Regions from separate parts of the Homo sapiens genome. Here region 2 is linked to region 1. The links are chromatin loops, found by intact Hi-C in ENCODE. Cell type or tissue: transverse colon. All regions are shown on one strand.

Region 1 (5,000 bases):
CCATTTCTACAAAAAATGCAAAAATTAGCTGGGTGTGGTGGCATGTGCCTGTAGTCCCAGCTACTTGGGAGGCTGAGGTGGGAGGGTCGCTTGAGCACAGAAAGTTGAGGCTGCAAGTGAGCCAAGATTGCATCACTGCACTGCAGCCTGGGCAACTGAGACCCTGTCTCAAATGAAAGTGTACATATACATTTAATACATTTTTGTCTATTATCTATATTGTAATACAGTTTTTAAAAATTATTTTTAATTTTTATGGATACATAATAGCTGTATGTATTTACGGGGATACATGTGATATTTTGATACAAGCATATAATGTGTAATGATCAAATCAGGGTAACTGGGATATCCATCACTTCAAACATTTATCATTTCTTTGTGTTAGGAACATTCCAATTCTACTCTTTCATTGATTTTGAAATATGAAATAATTATTGTTAGCTATTGTTTCCCTATTGTGATGTCAAACACTAGATCTCATTTTTTTTACCTAACTGTATTTTTTACCCATTGACCAACTCATCTTTGTCCCTGACCCCACTACCCTTCCCAGCCTCTGGTAACCATCCTTCTACTCTCTATCTCCAAGAGTTCAATTTTTTTTCTGCTCCCCCATATGAGTGATAACATGTGATATTTGTCTTTTTGTGCCTAGCTTATCTCACCTAACATAATGTCCTCCAGTTCCATCCGTATTGTTGCAGATGACAGTATCTCATTCTTTTTTCATGGCCAAATAATATTCCATTGTGTATATGTATCACATTTTTTGATCCATTCATTTGTTGGTGAACATTTAGGTTGATTCTCTACCTTGGCTGTGAATAGTGCTGCGATAAACGTAAGTGCAGATAAGAGCGCATAAGAGTGTAGATATCTCTTCGATATATTGCTTTCCTTTCTTTGGGTGTATACCCAACAGTGGGATTGCTGGATCGTATGGTAATTATATTTTTAGATTTTTTGTGAAACCTTCATACTGTTCTCCACCTTGTCTGTACTAATTTGCATTCTCACCACCAGTGAATGAGGGTTTCCCTTTCTCCACATCCTTGCCAACATTCATTACTGCCTGTCTTTTGGATAAGAGCTATTTTAACTGGGGTGAGGTGATATCTCATTGTAGTTTTGATATGCATTTCTCTTATGAGTAATGAGATTGAGGATTTTTTCATATAACTGTTGGTCATTTATATGTCTTTTTTTTTTTTTTTTTTGAGACAGGGTCTTGCTCCATTGCCCAGGTTGGAGAGCAGTGGTGTGATCTCAACTCATTGCAACCTTCACCTCCCAGGTTCAGGCAATTCTCCTGCCTCAGCCTCCTGAGTGGCTGGGATTACAGGCACATGCCACCACGCCCAGGTAATTTTTGTATTTTTAGTAGAGATGGGGATTTTGCCATATTGGCCAGGCTGGTCTCGAACCCCTGACCTCAAGCGATCTGCCCGCCCTGACGTCCTAAAGTGCTGGGATTACAGGCGTGAACCATGGTGCCCAGCCTCGTTTGTATGTCTTCTTTCGAGAGATGTCTATTCCGATCTTTTGCCCATTTTTAAATTGGATTTTTCTTTTTTTGCTATAGAGTTGTTTGAGCTCCTTATATATTGTGGTTATTAATCCTTTGTCAGATGGGTAGTTTGCAGATATTTTCTCCCCTCTGTGAGTTGTCTCTTCACTTTGTTGATTGTTTCTTTTGCTGTGCAGAAACTTTTTAGCTTGAGATGTTCCCAGTTGTCCACTTTTGCTTTGGTTGCCTGTGCTTTTAAGGTCTTACTCAGGAAACATTTGCCCAGAGCAATGTCCTGGAACATTTCCCCAGTGTTTTCTTTTAGTAGTTTTATGGCTTCAGGTCTTAGATGTAAGTCTTTAATCCATTTTCATTTGATTTTTTTTTTTTTTTGAGACTGAGTTTCGCTCTTGTTGCCTAGGCTGGAGTGCAATGGCATGATCTCGGCTCACCGCAACCTCTGCCTCCTGGGTTCAAGCGATTCTCCTGCCTCAGCCTCCTGCATAGCTGGGATTACAGGCATGTGCCACCACGCCCAGCTAGTTTTGCATTTTTAGTAGAGACAGGGTTTCTCCATGTTGGTCAAGCTAGTCTCGAACTCCCGACCTCAGGTGATCCGCCCGCCTCGGCCTCCCAAAGTGCTGGGATTACAGGCATGAGCCACTGCAATTGGCTGATTTGATTTTTATATATGGTGAGAGATAGGGGCCTAGTTTCATTCTTCTGCATATGGATATCTAGTCATAATAGAGTTTTGAAATACAAATGGACCCAAAGTTATGCAGCAGATGGGGGATTCCTAGAGTGGATGCTTGGGTTATGTTGAGCTCCAAACCCCAAGGCTTAAGGTAGAATGATTTTGGTTCTGATAGACGGAGGAAACTCCCAATTCCTTAGTATTAAATTCTCCTAGGAAGCTATTTTCTGACTTGCAGTGCCCTGTTCTGCAAGGATCGAGTCACAGGAAACATCAAGAAAGATGTGGTTAGTTCTTTACCAACTGCTGGACTGCTGGAATGTCCTCTGCCTTGATTCAGATGTTACTGGGGTGGGAGGGAAGCCCCTAATTATAGTCAGTTACTGACTCATATCCATACTTTGCTCATGGTTATTTCCTCTGAGAAGAAAATATGTGGTATTTTTGCCTAATGGGTGCGTATGTGTGTGTTGTTTATTATCTCTCCACAACGTCTTTACATGACCTTTAGCTGTAGGGTTGGGCCTTCCTAGGAGCTCTTAAGTCAGCTCCAGCTGTGCACACTGCTGCTGGATTGCTTTCACAGGCACACCCAGAATGTGGGTGTGGCATTGAAATACACAGCTCTCTGGGGTGTCATTTCACACTACCTGCTGTGGTCAGTAGCAACTGAACAGGATCTGGAAGCACACCTGCTCCTAGGAACTAGTCAGGACTCCCTAGGTTACAAGGAGCAGAAACCCAATGCACAGATTTAAAGGCAAAAAAGACTTACTGGCATATGTAACTGCATAGCATTGGAGGAGATTCAGGTACAGCTGGATCCAGGCCCCCACAGGATCATTGGAAGCTATTTCTATCTGCTTTCTTCTGTATTGGCCTCTTTTCAGGTGCACTCTCCCCCATCTGGTGGCCTGGGGCATATACAGTCTTCTGTTAATATTTTACTTGCTTATTAACTCCAGTATTTTTTATATACTGAGTTCTTTTTGAATGCTCTCTCTCTCAATAATTCCAGCAAAGGTTTGGAGACTTTTAATGGTCCAGCTAGGGCTATGTAACCATCTCTGAAGCAATCACATTGGCTAGGGCGGTAGAGTGGTCTCACCAAGAGGACACACATGCCCACCCCATTTCTGAGGCAGGGGCTTAGATCCACATGACACGGATTGAGAAAAGAAAGGTAGCTTTTGTTATAACAACTATTTGTACATACAAACTTCTCTGGAGTTAATTTTAGATAACTAATTTTTGAATACAGCGAAGTTTGAAATGATAGATTATAAACCTAATTTGTGAACATCGTCTTCCTACCTAACCGTATTTTATGAATTTCCACACTTAATGAAAATATGCTTTAAAAACATAGAAGTTTTCAATTCAAATGAGTAAGAAAGTTTCTGTACCGGGCATGGTGGCTCATGCCTGTAATCCCAGTACTTTGGGAGGCTGAGGTGGGCAGATCACTTGAGGTCAGGAGTTTGCGACCAGCCTGGACAACATGGTGAAACCTCATCTCTACTAAAAATACAAAAATTAGCTGGGCGTGGTCGTGGGAGCCTGTAATCCCAGCTACCTGGGAGACTGAGGCAGAAGAATCACTTGAACGTGGGAGGCAGAGGTTGCACTTAGCCAACATCCTGCCACTGCATTCCAGCCCGGTCGACTGAGCGAGACTCCGTCTCAAATATATATATATATATATATATATATATATATATATGTTTTTTTTTTAATAAAGCAATTGGGCAGCAACAGAGCGCTTATGTCTTTATATCGAATGGAAGAAAAACCCAATAGAAGAAATCTACTGCTTCTGACAGATCTTAGGGCATAATTTATTCAGACTTGGGGCCTTGAGTTCAATTTGATTCATTGAAAGCTCAGGAAACATTTTGGTTTGGTTTAAAGACTTGCCCATTTAGTTTTCCTACTGAAGGGATTTCTAACACAGTACCTGGAAAAAGAAAGTGTTTCTAGATTGAAGGAGTTTGCTGCAAATCTTCTCTCTTATTAAAGAAATACTCGTATTTCTGACTTCATATTTTCCCTTCTCTGAGGGGGCTTGTATTCTCTTTCATTGCACAGGGGTAAGATGCATTTTGGAGATGCGTTGCTTGATTTTAACTTCTGGCTCTGTTTCTCTGACTGTGACTTCATCAGAAAGCTAGTCACTCAGTGCCTTTCTATGCTTCCATTTCCTCATCTGTGAAAACCTACATAGGATAACCTACAGAAACTACTTAGGATGGTGCCTGGCACGTAGTAAGCCCTTTATTGGTGTTTGCTACCACTATTGTTATTTCATGAGCTCTCAAAGCACACAACCACAAGCCTGTTTTACTTCTGGTTGAGATGAAGCTTGGAGGGCAGAGGGCAGACGCCTGAAGCTAAGCAGCTTATTAAAAGTAGAATAGAAATAGATGAGAGGAAACCAAAGTGCTTTTCTCTTTAGATAGTTATCAAAGCACGCTTCGCTGCAGACTATGGGCTTGGGTATGGCCAGAGATCAAAGGCCCTCTTATGTGCAGTGACATTTCTGAGCACAGGGCTGAGTTATAAAACCCTTGAATGGAAGGTTTTGGAACTTGGAACACGGCTTGGGCTAGAAGGGCAGGGTTTTTATAGAGGCGATTCATGGAAGCGCTTATGCTGGTGAAGAACCCAGACTGTTATGACTCACTTGTCTCTTTATTGCTTTGGACCAAGAACTGTTGTTTCCTTTTAAGTGCCCCTGTAGGAGATGAGCTACAGACTAGGGCCAAGATAACTCTTGCAGGAAGACAGAGTGGC
Region 2 (5,000 bases), 70 kb before region 1:
CAAAAATTAGCTGGACGTGGTGGTGCACACCGGTGGTCCCAGCTGCTGGGGAGGCTAAGGTGGGAGACTCACTTGAGCCCAGAAGGGAGAGGTTGCAGTGAGCCGAGATCGCGCCACTGCACTCCAGCCTGGTCAAAGGAGTGAGACCCTGTCTTAAAAAAAAAAAAAAAAGAAAAGAAAAGAATAAAGACAAATATACACTCTGCAGAAAATCAAAAGATCAAAAGTTACCCTCATCTACTTTGCAGTAGCCTCCTTCCAGACTATCTTCGTATATGTGTATGTGAAGTACATTCAAATAATACACTAGCATCACATAAAAACGTCATTATCTTTCCACTATCACCAATATCCTTACAGACTACAAATGGAAAATAGAGTTCACTAATATTTTTATCATGCTTAGAGAAGAAAAGTTTTCAGCATGTTTAGAATCCTAACTAATTCTGATATAATATGCAAGATAATTGTTTTAGGTCACTACCATCTTCCTTCATTCATATCTAGCCTTCCTTTAGTTACTATACATAGTGGTGGTTGTTTTATGACTGTCATGATTATTAACTACTATGCCATGAGCCCCTATTATGGAGCTTTATATATCCCTAATTCCCACTAAAACCTCCCACTCTCCCTTCTCTATCTACAATTCTCTAATTCATACACCCAGTCCAGACCATCACTGAACTCCAGAACTGTATATCCAAATGCTTACTGATACCTTCACTTAAAAATTTCACAGATCTCAAACTTAGCATGTCAACAGGGAAATCACAATTTCAACCTCTCAGCAAACTGATTCCACATCTTCCCCATTTACCCAGTTGTTCAGGTAAAACACCTAGGAATCCTCCTTAATTTCTTTCTTTCCTTTAGAACCTTTTTCCAATCTGTAAGTAATCCTATAGTTCTATTTTCAGCGTATATGGATTCAAACCGCTTCTCACCACTTTCGCTGCTACCACCCTAATCCAAGCCACCATCTTCTCTAGCCTGAACGACTGCAAATCTCTTAACTAGTCTCTCCGTTTCCACTACTGCTCCCTATGCCAAGAGTAAAGTTTTTAAAGCCTAAATCAACCTTGTCATGCCTTGCTCAAATCCTTCAGCTGTTTCCCACCATACCTAAGAGCCTATTTGATCTGGTCTCTGGCTACACATACAAACCTTATCTCCTCACGCTCTTTCTCACCCATTCCAGCCACACCAGGCTCCCTGTTCATTCTCCCATCTCAGGTCCTTTGCACTTGATGTTCCTTCCATACTTCCTCTGAATCTTCATGTGACTTGCTCCCTTGACTTTCTTCAGGTCTGTTCAAATCTCACCTCCTCAGTAAGGCCTTGTCTGACCTCCCCAATCTCTGCTAATACTCTTCATATCCTTCCTAGAATCATCACCACCAGACATGACTGCAATTGTTTGTTCACTCGTTTATTTTCTACTTCCCTCAATAGGATATAGATTAACGGCAGCAACTACAGATGTCACTGAATTCCCATTACCTAGAACCGTGCCTGACAAACAAAAGATACTTGAAAAAATTAACAAACAACCCTACAAGGTATGTCATATAACCATTTGCCAAGAGAAAAGAGAAGATTAGATTTCAGAGACAAATAACTTACCTAAAGCTGCATAGTAAATAAATAGCAAATGCACCTGAAAGAGCCAGCACTCTACCCACTGACTCACTACAACTTGCGACATAAAGCATATATGCTAAGAAACAAAAACGCAAAAGCAAGCATTTCTACATGAAAACACCAGATCACAAGTGTTACAGATCTTTTAGAATCTGTCTAGCAGGTTTTCTGCTTTTCACTGGAAGACTCCCCCACGGGGGGACAGAAAATAATAGATTATAGTGATCCTTCTCTTTCTGTTCATCACCATAGCAATTCATTTCTTTGATTAATCTTAGGTATGTACCATGTGCCTCTTCAACTAAAAGATACCTACATTGTTTTGTATTTCCCACAAAGCAATGGCTGAGCTACTGTCAGAAGATAGTCAACAAATACTTCTTTGTTATTTATACCCCCAAAGATTTTGAGAATCCTGTAATGAAATTTTAAGAACCACCAACAAAGCATACTCACCCAAAGGACTTCAGCTGCTAACCATGACGGAGTAACTGGATCCAGATTTATCCTGGCATCCTCCCTAACTACTAGAAAAGTGGACAAAATGCATGAGGCAGCATCCTTTAGAGCCTGAACAACAGGTAGCACAGAACTGCAGTCCCAAAGAGAAGGGAACAAATGAGATAAGCCCTAAAATCGCCCCAGCTTTCTGGCTGGAGGTACCTTCTAGACCATGGTGCAATGAGGAGGATCAAGCACAACATGACAGCCTTGTCAAGTTTAGAAAACAAACATAGCTTGGGAAGGCTAAGGAGTTTGAAAATTGCAGAGTACGAGAGAAGAGGAGGGAGCTGTATGAAAAAGGAGCTCCAGAAATCAGCATAGAGGCCCCATGAGTCTCACACCCAGTAGTAAGCCAAGCATGCATATTGTAAAAATACATGAGGGCACGCAAAGAATCACCCAGGAACTGTAAGCTAAATGATCTCCAAAGTTCACACAGGGCTGGGAGACATTTGTGTTCTCAACTGCCAGAATAGAGTCCTCAAGGAGAGCCCAATTCTTCAATGAAAACTACAGGAGCTTCATGCCTTAGTAATGGGGTGTAACAAGCAACTTACACACATAAGTTTGGCAACTTAACTTGCCAAAACAAAGTATGATACTCTTTAAAGCAATGGTTCTTGTGTTTGAAATAACTTTACCCCCAAGGAGACATCTGACATTTAACAGATAAGGACTCAACAACTATCATGAATATTATACATATGATCAAGAACCTATTTTTAAAATGAACATAACGGGAAACAAATGGAAGAAATAAAAAAAGATTCAGTAGCAAATGGAACCCAAAGACATGTAAAAAATAATACATCACGACTAAATGAGTATTATCACAAGAATGCAAAGCTATTTCAACGTATTACACCAGACTAAAGAAGAAAAAACATATGATTATGTCAATAAATACAGAAAAACCTTTGACAACATTCAATATCTATTCATGATAAAAACTCTCAGCAAACTAAACATAGAAGACAATTTCCTCAACTTGATAAAAGACATCTACAAAAACAAACACCTATGGCTACCATCATATTAATGGTCAAACACTCAGTGTTTTCCCCTCTAACATCAGGAAAAAGGAAAGGATGTCCACTTGTAAAACTCCTATTACACATTACACTGAGGGTCCTAGATAGTTCAGCAAAGTAACAAAAAGAAATCACGCCCAGCGCTGTAGCTCACGCCTGTAATCCTAGCACTTTGGGAGGCTGAGGCTGGCGGATCACTTGTGGTCAGGAGTTTGAGACCAGCCTGGCCAACATGGTGAAACCCAGTCTCCACTTAAAAAAAAAAAAATACAAAAATTAGCCGGGCATGACAACATGCACCTGTAATCCCAGCTACTTAGGAGGCTGAGGCACGAGAATCACTTGAACCTGGGGGGCCACAGGTTGCAGTGAGCTGAGATCGCACCACTGCACTCCAGCCTGGGTGACAGAGCGAGTCTCTATCTCAAAAAAAAAAAAAGGAAATGAAAGTATACAAAGTGAAAACGAAGAAATCAAACTGCCCTTATTTGCCAATGACAATAATGTCTATGCAGAAAATTCCAAAAATCTACAAAAAAAGCTTCTATTACTAAAAATGAGTTTAGCAAGGGTGTAGGATCCAAGGTCAGCAAATAATATAAAATGATCTTTCTATATACCAGCAATGAGCAACTGGAAATTGAGAAGTATCATTCACAACAACACCAGAATACATGAAATACATGTATAAGATTACAAAACACATGCAAGATCCAATTGCTAAAAACTACAAAACACTAATCAAAAATCTAAGGTCTAAATAGATATACCATGTTCATGGCTCATTATTAAAATGTCAATTGCCCCCTAACTGATTTCCAGCTTCAACACAATGCCAATCAAAAACCACAGCAGGCTGGGCATGGTGGGTCATGCCTGTAATCCCTACACTTTGGGAGGCCACAGTGGGAGGATCACTTCATCCCGGGAGTTTGAGGCCAGCCTGGGCAACATAGAGAGACTCTGTCTCTACAAAAATAAAAAAATTAGCCAGGTAGTGCATGACTGTGATCCCAACTACTTGGGAGGCTGACGTGGGAGAATCGCTTGGGCCCAGGAGATCAAGGCTGCAGTGAGTGGTTATCCTACCACTGCATTCCACACTGGACAACTGAGTGAGACCCTATCTTTTTTTGTTTTTTTAAGACGGACTCTCGTTCTATCACCCAGGCTGGAGTAAAGTGGCGCAATGTCGGCTCACTGTAACCTCCATCTCCCGGGCTAAAGCAATTCTCCTGTCTCAGCCTCCCAAGTAGCTGGGATTACAGGCGCCCACCACCACGCCCAGCTATTTTTTGTATTTTTTAGTAGAGACGGGGTTTTGCCATGTCAGCCAGGCTGGTCTCGAACTCCTGATCTCAGGTGATCCACCCGCCTCAGCCTCCAAAGTGCTAGGATTACAGGCGTGAGCCACCACACCCGGCTGAGACCTCATCTTAAAAAAGAAAAAAAAGAAAAAGAAAAACCCAGCAGGACTTGTGGATAACAGCAAGATGAATCTAAAATATGCACAAAAGGCAATGCAACTAAAATACCCAAAAAACAATTCTGAAAAATAATAAGATAACTCACACTACCTGATTTTAAAACTTACTCTAAGGTGACAGTAATCAACAGTGAGGTGATAGAGAAATGAAAGACACAGATCAATGGAATAGGAGAGAGAATCCAGAAACAAAACCACACATTTATGATCAACTTGCAAAAAAAAAAAGGCACAAAGGTAATCAACAGAGAAAGGACAGTCTTTTCAAAAACTGTTGCTGGAAAAATTGTAAATCCATCCACAAAAAAATAAACTCAATGCATACCTTGCACCAT

The links. Peaks named below come from ENCODE experiments on the same cell type or tissue, not always from the same donor. Only the 100,000 strongest peaks of a DNase experiment are listed, where the experiment ranks them.
Region 2: it touches region 1 in a loop (10-fold over the local background); 8 of 110 quality-filtered maps call a loop at or near these places.

Annotation. Positions count from the first base shown.
Region 1 is chr15:85,316,223-85,321,222 of GRCh38, reverse strand. No RefSeq gene overlaps it. Among named protein-coding and RNA genes, the nearest start is that of MIR7706, 62 kb to the left of the region's middle. RefSeq lists an enhancer at 2,619-2,718. In transverse colon, a CTCF peak has its summit at 3,064 (motif pointing left); DNase peaks (open chromatin) are centred at 2,792 and 4,792; H3K27ac peaks cover 3,260 bases.
Region 2 is chr15:85,386,658-85,391,657 of GRCh38, reverse strand. The region is part of intron 1 of AKAP13 (A-kinase anchoring protein 13); the gene reads right to left. It also overlaps the pseudogene RNU7-79P. Among named protein-coding and RNA genes, the nearest start is that of AKAP13, 8.6 kb to the right of the region's middle. In transverse colon, no CTCF peak of the experiment used is centred here; no DNase peak of the experiment used is centred here.